Regions from separate parts of the Homo sapiens genome. Here regions 1 and 3 are each linked to region 2. A link is a contact called in ENCODE Hi-C or POLR2A ChIA-PET data. All regions are on one chromosome and are shown on one strand. Each heading gives the region's core, a stretch centred on a gene start or an enhancer-like site at or near the end of the contact. The rest is flanking DNA. Distances are from core to core; before and after follow the strand shown. Region 1 has its middle 11 kb from the start of RPS24. Region 2 holds the start of DLG5 (discs large MAGUK scaffold protein 5). Region 3 overlaps POLR3A (RNA polymerase III subunit A).

What was found. Hi-C counts contacts between places; a loop is a spot of excess contacts on that map. ChIA-PET counts read pairs that join two places held with the same protein, here RNA polymerase II (POLR2A). Pooled maps may share reads with other maps.
Region 1: a loop to region 2 is called in a pooled map, with 2.8 times the contacts of the local background. The contact joins the enhancer-like site here to the promoter of DLG5 in region 2. A Hi-C loop is called at or near these places in 7 of 50 pooled maps. POLR2A ChIA-PET finds 5 or more read pairs at or near these places in 5 of 52 experiments (A549, IMR-90, K562 and 2 more).
Region 3: a map of gastrocnemius medialis shows a loop between it and region 2 (6-fold over the local background). The contact joins the enhancer-like site here to the promoter of DLG5 in region 2. A Hi-C loop is called at or near these places in 3 of 168 maps with a recorded cell type or tissue (adrenal gland, gastrocnemius medialis and psoas muscle) and 2 of 50 pooled maps. POLR2A ChIA-PET finds 5 or more read pairs at or near these places in 6 of 52 experiments (CD8-positive, alpha-beta memory T cell, H1, HEK293 and 2 more).

Annotation. Positions count from the first base shown.
Region 1 is chr10:78,043,309-78,047,086 of GRCh38, forward strand. It overlaps a transcript of RPS24 not described here. Among named protein-coding and RNA genes, the nearest start is that of RPS24, 11 kb to the left of the region's middle. Within about 2 kb of position 2,348, at least 2 of the 41 ENCODE cell types and tissues checked have a DNase peak (open chromatin) inside an H3K27ac peak, as active enhancers do; they include OCI-LY7, where a contact is called at or near this core.
Region 2 is chr10:77,924,641-77,928,711 of GRCh38, forward strand. DLG5 (discs large MAGUK scaffold protein 5) reads right to left here and starts at 2,115. Exons shown (of 32, transcript NM_004747.4): 1 at 1,577-2,115. The coding sequence starts at 1,880. DLG5-AS1 (DLG5 antisense RNA 1) reads left to right here and starts at 2,172. Exons shown (of 1, transcript NR_024585.1): 1 at 2,172-4,071. RefSeq lists a silencer at 3,808-3,984.
Region 3 is chr10:77,997,822-78,002,028 of GRCh38, forward strand. POLR3A (RNA polymerase III subunit A) reads right to left here. Exons shown (of 31, transcript NM_007055.4): 18 at 3,155-3,273; 19 at 2,160-2,297. Among named protein-coding and RNA genes, the nearest start is that of POLR3A, 30 kb to the right of the region's middle. Within about 2 kb of position 2,535, at least 3 of the 41 ENCODE cell types and tissues checked have a DNase peak (open chromatin) inside an H3K27ac peak, as active enhancers do; they include gastrocnemius medialis and psoas muscle, where a contact is called at or near this core.

The sequences.
Region 1 (3,778 bases), core at 1,098-3,597, 120 kb after region 2:
GCATGTTAACTCCAAGAAGCATGTCTTCCTGGACCCACGCTGGAAAGGGTGTAGAGCAGTTAAGCATCTTACCAGTGTCTCACCCATGAAGTGGTGGGGATGGGATTGGAATGCAGTCATCTGACTCCAAAACACTGCATTTTTTCAGGCACTCCAGTATTAAGCTACTTTGCACTGTGCATATAATGGTATATAAAACTCATGACTGCCAGCAGGGTGCCAGTTGCCATGGGTTTATTGAACAAGTGTTAGATGGCTAGCCAAATTCCCAATTTACTGACCACCTGCTGTGTCCCTGTTCTGCAAGTTGGGGATAAAGAAGCTGTTCTGTCTTGAAAGCTCTGAGGTAGTTAATGACGATCCCATGATCTGGCTTCTGTTCCTTTCTGTGAAGTAGCAGATAGTGTATGACTGTGACGTGATAGAAATTGAGAGCCAAGAAGATCAGTGCAGGGAGGCTGGGTCTTGGAAGGCTTCCAGGAGACATACAGCAGTCCCCACCTATCTAGTTTCAGTTGCTGTCGGTCAACTGCAGTCTGGAAAATTATCATGGCTAAATGGTCTGGGATCACCCAAAAGTGATGATCCTCTTGAAGTGTCATCAGAAGGTCAATAGTAGCCTAACACGTCACCATGCCTACGTCATTTACCTCCCTCTCCCTTCCACATAGGCATTTTATCTCCCATCAAGAATGTGAATACATGTACGTATTCAGAGGAAAAGAGTTCATGCAGCCTACTACAGTATAATTATTAATATCTTACTCCCTAAATTATGAACTTTAATTATGTATATATAGCAACAAACTTGGTGTAGATAGGGTTTGCGGTTTCAGGCATCCACTGGGGGTCTAAGAACGTTTGCCCCATGGATAAGGGAGGATTACTGTAACACCAGCAGTGGCAAGAGACATGATCTGATTTGGATGCACAGGAGAAAGTTCTCATTTGAGGCCATGAAAAATAGGAAAGAAAGCAGGGAGATGGGAGCAGGCAGTGTGGGACAAGGTGAGACCAGTCATTCTGCAAGGGGAAGAGAGGATGACACTGGGGAGGTGGGAGCAGAGTGGGTAGGTAGGCATTCTCTTGAATCAACAAGATGGAAGGCCCTACATGACTGATGCCTTTGAGCAGAGTTTTGCACAATGCATTTCTGGTGGGAGATACTCCATTTCAAAAATAGTCTTCAGGTTGGCTGCTAGAGCACAGAAGTATGACACCTGACTCATTTGTGCTGGCAGAGAGGCTCTCCTGGGTTTTAGAGCTTTGTGAACACACCTCCATACATTAATCCAACTGTCCTTCCCCATCCACTCACCCTTGAACTTCCCGCATGCCAGATGTTGAGGGGAGGCAGAAATGAGACCTGCCTCCCAGTGCCCACAGTCTGGATGAGAGGGTACAGGTGAGGTCCTGGTAAGAAACGAAGCTGGAGAGGTCAGCGGAGAATAAATCAGGGAGGATCTTGTATGCCAAGCTAAGGATTTCACTTGTTCAGTGTTTTGGTTAAAGAAAATAAAACGTTGGAGAATTAGATGTTCTGCAGTGGATTGTGTGTTCTTTTCACATGCCGAGTTCCTCCACACAGGAAATACTTTGGCAACGCTCTGGCTGCTCATCATGCATATTGGAGAGGGAATTTATGTAGAAGGTTATGGGTCGATGAGATGGCATCCAAGTATTTATCGTATTTTTTTGAGATGGAGTTTCACTCTTGTTGCCCCGGCTGGAGTGCAATGGCACGACCTCAGCTCACTGCAACCTCCGCCTCCTGGGTTCAAGCAATTCTCTGCCTCAGCTTCCCGAGTAGCTGGGATTACAGGCATGTGCCACCATACCTGGCTAATTTTGTATTTTGTAGTAGAGACGGAGTTTTTCCATGTTGGTCAGGCTGGTCTTGAACTCCTGACCTCAGGTGATCTGCCCACCCCGCCTCCCAAAGTGCTGGGATTACCGTCGTGAGGCACCGCGCCTGGCCCCAAGTATTAATAACTCGGAAAAAGGGACCAGATCAGGAATCAGGAGTCACAGTTCCTGATCTCCACTCAGCTTACAATCAGCTGGGGCCATGGATGGGCAAAAGACTTCCCTTTTCTGGGCTTCTATTTCCCTCCCTGTGTCTGTCTGCTATCCGGGCTAGATGAGTAATTCCGAAACCTGGCAGGTGGGGGCTTTCTTTTTTTCTTTTTGTGAGATGGAGTGTTGCTTTGTCACCCAGGCTGGGGTGCAGTGGCACTGTTTTGGCTCACTGCAACCTCTGCCTCCTGAGTTCAAGCGATTCTCCTGCCTCAGTCTTCTGAGTAGCTGGAACTACAGGCGCCTGCCACCATGCTTGGGTAATTTTTTGTATTTTTAGTAGAGATGGGGTTTCACCATGTTGGCCAGGCTGGGGGCTTGTTAAAAATACAAATGCTGGCTGGGTGTGGTGGCTTATACCTGTAATCCCGGCACTTTGGGAGGCTGAGGCGGGTGGATCACTTGACGTCAGGAGTTCGAGACCAGCCTGGCCAACATGGTGAAACATCTCTACTAAAAATACAAAAATTAGCTGGGCGTGGTGGTGCGTGCCTGTAATCTCAATTACTCAGGAGGTGGAGGCACGAGAATTGCTTGAACCCAGGAGGCGGAGGTTGCAGTGAGCCGAGACCATGCCACTGCACTCCAGCCTGGGTGACAGAGCGAGGCTCTGTCTCAAAAACAACAAATGCCCAGCCTCTTGCCCCAGTTTTCAGAGTTAGTAGATCTGGGTAGCGCCCAAGCACCTGATGTTTTAATAGCTTCCCAGGTGAGGCTGCTTCAGGAAACTGGACTGAAGCTTCCCAGGTGAGCTCAGGCTTGGGAAGCTGGACTGAAGTTTCTCTAAGATCCGTTCTGCCTCTGAGAATTCTGTCTCTAATGGGAATACTGTCTCTGCCCTCAAGAAGCTGGCAGATGAACAGTAATACTATTGCTAATTAATGACCACAGAATAGCTAACATTTATTGTTTACCATGTGCCAGGTACTGAGCTAAGTCTTGCACAAATTATCTCATTTACCTTTTTTTTTTTTTTTTTTTGAGAATGAGTCTCGCTCTGTCACCCAGGCTGGAGCTCTGGATTGCACCAGTGGCGCAATCTCAGCTCACTGCAACCTCCACCTTCTGGGTTCAAGTGATTCTCCTGCCTCAGCCTCCATAGTAGCTGGGATTACAGGTGTGTACCACCACACCTGGCTAATTTTTGTATAGTAGAGACAGGGTTTCTCCATGTTGGCCAGGCTGGTCTTGAACTCCAGACCTCAGGTGACCCACCTGCCTCAGCCTCCCAAAGTGCTGGGATTACAGGCATGATCCACTGCACCTGGCCTCATTTACCTGCACTCGGAGGGAAGTACTATTACCCCCATTTTATAGATGAGGAAATTGAGGCTCAAAGAGGTTAAGGAACTTGGTTAAAGTTACACAACTATGGCATCCTATGATAAGCCTGGGGGCATTTGTGGAACATCTTGCCAAGGAGCTAGAAATGGTCCTGAGCCTTAAATGGGTGGAGGTGATTAGCTGAGGCAGCGATTCTCCAGGTGTGGTCCTGGACAGCAGCAGCAGTGTCACCAGGGAACTTGCTAGAAATTCAATTTCTTGGGCTCCACCCTAGAATTACTGAATCAGAAGCTGTGGGTGGGGCCAGGTAACCTGTTTTTTTTTTTGAGTTGCCCAGGCTGGAGTGCAGTGGCGTGATCTTGCTTCACTGCAACCTCCGCCTCCTGGGTGCGATTCTCCACCTCAGCTTCCTGAGTAG
Region 2 (4,071 bases), core at 865-3,364:
GCCACATCTGACAGTCCCTTCCTAGCATCTCCCAAAGCACTATCCCAGGAAAGGACTAGGTTTGCCCAGTAACTCTGACATGACCACAACTGGGGGGAAAGAATGCAGGTTTGAGGGACAGAGATGCAAGTCAGAAGCTCAAAGTGGAGACGGGAGGGCCACCAATGAAATGACCTGCTGTGTGGCCAGCAATTTAGTCTCTCTGTCAGTTTCCTGCAGCTACAAAAATTGAGGTTAAGATGGCCAACGTAAGAGAGCTGTTACCAGGAATGCCTTATAAAATCATTCCCTTAATAAGTGGGGCTTTTAACAGCCAAATAAATGGGTCCCATCAGCCTTTGACCTTCAGGTTGCTAAGGGCAGTTTCTCAGCCCTCTCGGTTCACTTGTTTTTCTTTTATACATATATCCTTATTTATTTTTACTGTACCTATCGATTCACTGTTAAAACAGGGACAAGACCTAGAAAGATGGCACTTTGTTTCCTGGCTCTGAACAAGTTAAATCAAACAATAGGTTATAATTCAAAATTCCTGGTGCCCAATACTTTCTGAGCATTTTAACCACTCCAAGCCAGAGTTTTCTCTCTGGCAAAGAATAACAGAAAGCTCACATAGTGGCAACGACAACTGAACGTGATAAAGCAGAGCGCCTGCCACAACAGTAGATGCCCAATAAATGCTAGTTCTCCTCCTCCCTCAGTGCCATGTCTTCTTCCTCCAGCTGCCTTGTCTAAAAAGGCTGGCTTCCACACTCCACGGCCAGGCCAGGACAAGCCTACCACTTGTCAGAAACTCCCGCCAGTATCCGTTCCTGCACCCAGACACACACTTACAAATCAGTCATCCCCAAGACCAAAGACACAGGGGTTCCAAAAGGCACCCTCAAGGGAACCAGTCACCAGCCTTCCTCGTTAAGCAGCTCTGTGCTCTCAGGGAGAGAACTTAGCCCCAGCAGCCACTACTAGGATTTTCCCATGGTGCAATGCAACTTCCCCAACTTTTCCGGGCCCAGTTTCCAAAGAAACCCAGGCAGGCGTTGTGCACAATCAGCCACCAGTCTGGGAGAGACTGGGCTCTGAGCAGAGAAAAAGGAGCTGGGACAGCCAGAAAATGAAAAAGCAGTTGTGGCCCCGGCACAGGATGGCAGCGACCAAAACTTAAGAGTAGGGGTCCTGGCCCAAGTCCCATTCTTCTGGACGGTACCCTTGGTTAAAGGCTAGCACAGGGTGCCAAAGCTAGCGGACGGTGAGGAGCCTCAGAAAAGGGACTGATGGACATCCTCCGAGGTACCCCCTACCCGCTACTGGACCTGGTGGCCCCCGGGGACCCTGTCGTCGAGGCACCTGAGAGTGAAGGCCTTCAGCGGGGGGCATTGTTCACAGCGAACGGCGGGACTGGGGGAGGCGGCGGGACTTCGGGATCCGCGCACCGCCGCCTCCCCAACTGGGCCAGAGGAGCGAGTCCACCGAGGCCATCGCCAGGTGGAGCGGCGGCCCCGGCGAGGTACCCTCGGCCAGCAGGAGGGAGAAGCGGAGGGCGCGTCCCAGAGGCGGGGGCCAAGGGTCTGCCACTCACCCGCGCCTTCGGCGGGCTGCGGCGGCCCGACGACGCCGTTCAGGTAGAGAATGGGCAGCAGGTGAGGCTGCGTCTTCTCCAGCGCCGCCCGCAGGTCCTGGAAGTGGTCCCGCTCCTTGGCCAAGAGCAGCTTGAGCAGCAGCTCCGCCTTGGCGCCTCCCGCCTCCTCGTCCAGCTGCCGCCGCTCGCCGGGACTGAGCGCTCCCGCGGCCTCGAGCAGCCCGAGCACGGCTTCCACCTCCGTCATGGCCTGGGCCAGGCTCTGCTGACACTGGGCGAGCAGCTCCCGGCGCTGGGGCTCCATGGTGGCGGGCCGCGCCGCCCCGCCCCGCCGGACGCCTCCCGGGCCCCCCGAGGCCGGCGGGCGGGCAGGCGAGCACCTCGGCAGCAGCCCTAGGGCGCCGGGAGCCGTGAGGCGGCGGGAGCCATGGGCCGGGGCCTGGGCGGGCTGGGGGCCCGGGGCGGCGGGCGGCGCTCAGCAGCGGCCGCCTCCCGGGCTCCGGAGCGCAGCCATGTTGGCTGCCGCGGCGGCGGGACTGGAAGAGGAGGAGGAGGAGACGGAGGAGGAGAAGGAGGAGGCGGAGGTGGGGACGGCGGCCGGGGCGCGCCCCGAGGCCGGGCTCCAGCCGGGCATGCTCCCCCTCCCCCTCAGCCTCCGCGCGCGCCGCCCGCCCCGCGAGAAAACTCGCCCCGAAAGCCGGGCCGCGCGCCGCCCCCAGAGCAAGACTACAACTCCCGGGAGAAAGTCGCCTGGGCCGTGTTTCCCAGGCTCCCGACAGCTCCGGCCCGGCTCGGAGGCCGCCTCGGCCCCCGTGCACCCCGGCCCGGCTCACCGGGGCCCCGCGGCCGCCACCCGCTCCCCCGTGGCCACAGCCCCGCCGCCGCCGGCCCGTCCCTCCTCTCTCCCCTCCCCAGGCCGTCCCTCCGGGAGGCGGCAGCAGGGGAGGAGGGGACGGGCGGAGGGGAGGGGTCCCCGGCCCGCCCGCTAGGCGGGGACGCGGCGCCGGCTGGTTCCCGGTCCCCCGAGGCCCAGGCGCAGCCGGGGGTGGGGGACACGGAGTCAGGCCTGGCACGCGGCCAGCCCACAAGCTGCTGGAGACCCCCTCATACAAATCTTGCCCCCAGTCCAGAGGGTCCTAATCTGAGAACTCCAAAATACAGCCTGGAGACAAATGGTGGGGAGGGTTTCCCCTAAATTTGGACATCTCCAGATTAAGACCTCCGCCGAATCCGTGAGGCTTTCCCTCTCCAAGGAGCTCCTAAGAGAATTTCCCAGTAAAATCGCCTCAACTGCGGTAAATAGGCTGTTCCCCGCGCCAGCATTTGAGAAGAGCTGGTCCCCAGAGTGTAAAGGAGTTAGGATGTTGGCAGGAGGAAGGATGTGTCGCCGGATGAGGAAAAGAAAGGTGGGTGTCTGCGGTGCAGTCCTTGGTCTTTCTGGCAAGTGAGGCGCTCTCCCCCTAAATGTCTCAGAGGGAGACAAATCAGCGGACTACCTTGCTTCCTTTGATGACTTGGAAAGGATCTGCAGTCCCCCTTAAAGCCCAAGAATGTCTTCTCTTCCACGACAGCCGTTTGTGGACACATACTGCTTACCTCCCTGACTGCAGGACAAGGTCCTTCAAAGCTGGAACTCTGACTGCGCTCAGTGATCCCGCAGTGCTCCTCTGTAGAGTGGGAACCCAGGTCCATTTCAAATATCTACGTTGGAATGAGTGGATCTCGCTGGGGGTGAGAGGCACTTTGTCTACCCACACTGCCAGTCCCAGCCACATGCCTCCTCCCTTCCCTCAAAAAGCAGTGTCTTCTTAGTCTGCTTCTTCAAGGGGAGAAGTCGTTTTTATTTATGGAAACGAACTCACTATATGGTAGAAAGAACAAGAGTATCAGAATTTGCACTTTGGACTTGGACTCCCCTCTAAGCAGCTGCACAAGGTGGAACAAACCAATAATCCTTGCTGATCTGTTTTGTCCTTAGGAAAAATGGTGGAGGGAGAATATTAGATCAGGGGTTCTTAGCCTTGGCTTCATGAATAAGCTCAAGGATGTCAATGAAGCTTTTGACATGATCTCAACTTTTTTGTGAACATTTATATATTTTTCTGGAATGGGGTCCATAGAGTTACAAGTTCTTTAAGACCTCCAGATGGACCCCAATATGGCAGAAATGAACTATTTAAAGATACCTGCCTGCTCCCGTAGTCTGACCCTCTATGGCTAAGCAAGGTTTTAGAGGAGTGGAAGGCTGGCCATTGCACAGTATCAGGGTTCCAGACAGGCTCCCTGGCTCTTCCCTCCCAGTCCTGCTCCTGAGATATAGTTCTTTCTGGCCGCCACTTCCCTTAGGGCAACCCCAGAGCTTAAATCATCTGCAAGGCAGTCACCTTTCAGGCACCTTTCATCCGGCACCTGTGTTCTTAGCTGGATTAACTAGAAAGCTAGTTGGAGGAAGGAAGGTGAAAGTGGAGGAAGGGGAAAAGAGGAAAAGTTGGAGA
Region 3 (4,207 bases), core at 1,285-3,784, 74 kb after region 2:
CCAAAAAAGAGCCCACATCGCCAAGTCAATCCTAAGCCAAAAGAACAAACCTGGAGGCATCACGCTACCTGACTTCAAACTACACAAGGCTACAGTAACCAAAACAGAGATATAGACTGGTACCAAAACAGAGATATAGACCAGTGGAACAGAACAGAGCCCTCAGAAATAATGCCGCATATCTACAACTATCTGATCTTTGACAAACCTGAGAAAAACAAGCAATGGGGAAAGGATTCCCTATTTAATAAATGGTGCTGGGAAAACTGGGTAGTCATATGTAGAAAGCTGAAACTGGATCCCTTCCTTATACCTTATACAAAAATTAATTCAAGATGGATTAAAGACTTAAATGTTAGACCTAAAACCATAAAAACCATAGAAGAAAACCTAGGCAATAGCATTCAGGACATAGGCATGGGCAAGGACTTCATGTCTAAAACACCAAAAGCAATGGCAACAAAAGCCAAAATTGACAAATGGGATCTAATTAAACTAAAGAGCTTCTGCACAGCAAAAGAAACTACCATCAGAGTGAACAGGCAACCTACAGAATGGGAGAAAATTTTTGCAACCTACTCATCTGACAAAGGGCTAACATCCAGAATCTACAATGAACTCAAACAAATTTACAAGAAAAAAACAAACCCCATCAAAAAGTGGGTGAAGGATATGAACAGACACTTCTCAAAAGAAGACATTTATGCAGCCAAAGGACACATGAAACAATGCTCATCATCACTGGCCATCAGAGAAACGGAAATCAAAACTACAATGAGATACCGTCTCACACCAGTTAGAATGGCGATCATTAAAAAGTCAGGAAACAACAGGAGCTGGAGAGGATGTGGAGAAATAGGAACACTTTTACACTGTTGGTGGGACTGTAAACTAGTTCAACCATTGTGGAAGTCAGTGTGGCGATTCCTCAGGGATCTAGAACTAGAAATACCATTTGATGCAGCAATCCCATTACTGGGTATATACCCAAAGGATTATAAATCATGCTGCTATAAAGACACATGCACATGTATGTTTATAGCGGCACTATTCACAATAGCAAAGACTTGGAACCAACCTAAGTGTCCAACAATGATAGACTGGATTAAGAAAATGTGGCACATACACACCATGGAATACTATGCAGCCATAAAAAATGATGAGTTCACGTCCTTTGTAGGGACATGGATGAAACTGGAAACCATCATTCTCAGCAAACTATCCCAAAGACAAAAAACCAAATGCCGCATGTTCTCACTCATAGGTGGAAATTGAACAATGAGAACACATGGACACAGGAAGGGGAACATCACACACCGGGGACTGTTGTGGGGTAGGGGGAGCGGGGAGGGATAGCATTAGGAGATATACCTAATGCTAAATGAGTTAATGGGTACAGCACACCAACATGGCACATGTATACATATGTAACAAACCTGCACGTTGTGCACATGTACCCTAAACTTAAAAGTATAATAATAATAAAATTAAAAAAATACAGTTAAATTATTGAGTGGAGAGTACAGGGATTGAAAAGACATCTTTTGCCTGTGGTCTTATGGAAGAACACAAGAAGACGTATTTTTCACTCCTCTGCCATTAGGGTACTTTTGTGGTAAAGTTTGAGAAGCACAAATGCTGAGAAGCCTCTAGTTTAGCCCTGTGCCCCAGAGTCTATTATCTCAGAGCTATACACTCTCTGAGGAAATGCTTTCCTTCTAAGCATCCAAGCCCCGCAGCAAGCACTGGAATAGGTCATTAGAGTTAATTAGAATGATATTAATAATGAGTTACATAAATAGTTGCAAAGAGAGAGGCAGAGGCCTTGCAATAACCCTCATTGTCACGTGTTAGTAAAGCGAGGCTTAGTGAGGTTGAATGACATATCCCACAATGTACTTCCATCCATGTTCTCCTCTAACAGCGCTTTGCTATGCGTGGCTCTGGCCTGGTCTTGATCATCATAGGATGATTCGGAACATACTACATTTTTTTTGGTTGTTCATTTCCAGGGCATCTACCTTTCTACATTTTTTCCTTTTAAATTTAACCCAAGACTAGATAAATTACAGCTCATGTGCAAAACGTGTACTCAATAGTCAAAACCCACAGAGCTCTGTCCTGCTCTGTTGCTAATGGCCTACATTTCTTCAGGTTACCTGCATGTATCCCGTTTCAGCTGTCTTTACAGCCGTGTCGACTAGACCTTCCCGGCCGGCCATTGTGTGGAAGAAAAACTCAGTTGGTGTCAAACCGGAATAAAAGCTATTAGCCACAAAGCCTTTGGCAGCTGGGAGCTAAAGAGAGGTAGAAAAAAGAAAAATCAAACAAAAAAAGTTCAAGGCCCACGATTCTGAAATCCACTCAAATCAGAAAATGCCCCACCTTGAGACTATAAATACCTGGCCAGTATATTCTCACTAAATGGCAGGCTTTCTTTGCCCTTTCCTTATGGAGAAATACTTTATACCAGGGACAAGGAGAATGAGGGCCCAGCCAGGGCTGGTGCTGGTGCCAGTGGCAGGCAAGTGGCCCAAGAGAGGGAAACCTAAGATCTGGATGCTCTCCTTAAAATAGGCAAGCAGTCAAGGACCTCAGAGGACACCCTGTGGATGGAGGCTGCCTGCCCATTCCCTGGGAAATGACACCTTCAAGATATCCTTCCTGTGGGCCAGACCTGCCCACCTACAAAACATAACCATGCATTGTCAATGTCTACAGGGTTTCATTCTGGGCACTGAAAATGTTCTAAAAGTAGGTTGTAGTGATGGCTGCACAGCTCTGTGATTAACAGTCACTGAACTGTGTGCCTTACATGGGTAAATTATATATGAAGTATAATTGTAATAATTACATATGAAGTATATATGTATTTAAAGTTTATTTATTTGTAGAGATGGGGTCTCGCTATGTTGGCCAGACGAACTCCTGGCCTCAAGCAATCCTCTTGCCTTGGCCTCCCAAAGTGCTAGAATTTCAGGCATGAGACACTGTGCCCGGCCTGAAGTGTATCTTAATAAAATGGCAAAAAATACATATATAAAACTCCACATGAAATTGGCCAACGGTCTTTGATCTGAATAGGTCTGTGTTCCTTGGAGGAAAGTGTAGATTAAGAGATCTTCACAGTTCTACCTGATCTGCTACTGCTTACCTTTGAGTGTTTTTCAAAATGAGGCAAGGACCTGTTTTCAAAGCCGTCTGGCACTCGAGAGCCACTGATGGCCTGCTGTCCCACACAGGCAATCATCTGTGATATGTTAATGAAGGAACCTGGGGACATGGACCAGAAATGTAACATTCATTTACCAAAATAACACTAATTGAAGTGCATGCAGATTGGAAGGGTAAAACAGGAATAGGCCCTTATGCTCAATGAGGTCATGGTCCTGGAACAGTAGAAGACAGAAATACAATCAAGACAACAAGGAGCTGTCAGGAACCCAAGAAAGGCGGAACGACGGCGAGAGGAGCCAGGAGCATGTGTGGGTTGGAGGAAAGGCTGGGGAAGTGACAGGTGAGTCTTCAAGGAGGCTTCAGCAAGTCCAGGTTGGACTCCTGGAGGACATTATGATTTGGACATAAAGGGAGAGGGGGAGGAATTCCAAAGTGGGTGGGAAAGTAGGAAGCAAAGACAGAGAAATGGAAAAGTGTGGGCTATGTCCTGAGGGTAGGAAGCAGGAGAGCAATGGGGTAAAAGGCAGCAAAGTTAAAGAGACTGGACTTTATCCTGTTTAAAAAAAAAGTGTACAGAAATAGAAGCACAGAGGTTTTGAATTTGAATGCATTATCATAAAACCAAATGCTTTGAGGGCCTCGGTATCTACAAAATAGAAGAATTATGCCACATCATTAAGTACATTAAAAAATCCCTGGCTTTCTTCTGCTTCAACCTGCCTGACCTGCTGGGCTCAAGTGATCCTCCCACCTCAGCCTCCTGATTAGCTGGGACGACAGGCACAAGCCACCACGCCCAGCTAATTTTTTTTTTTTTGTATTTTTTGTAGAGATGGGGTTTTGGCATATTGCCCAGGCTGATCTCAAACTCCTGGGCTCAAGCAATCAATCGGCCTCGGCCTCAGCCTCCCAAAGTGCTGGGATTACAGGCATGAGCCACTGCATCTGGCCTCATTTTTTTTTAAAGACCACGTTGCTCAAAGCACCCTCAAACTCAGAATCCAGACACATTACCAACAAGTTCCTTCAA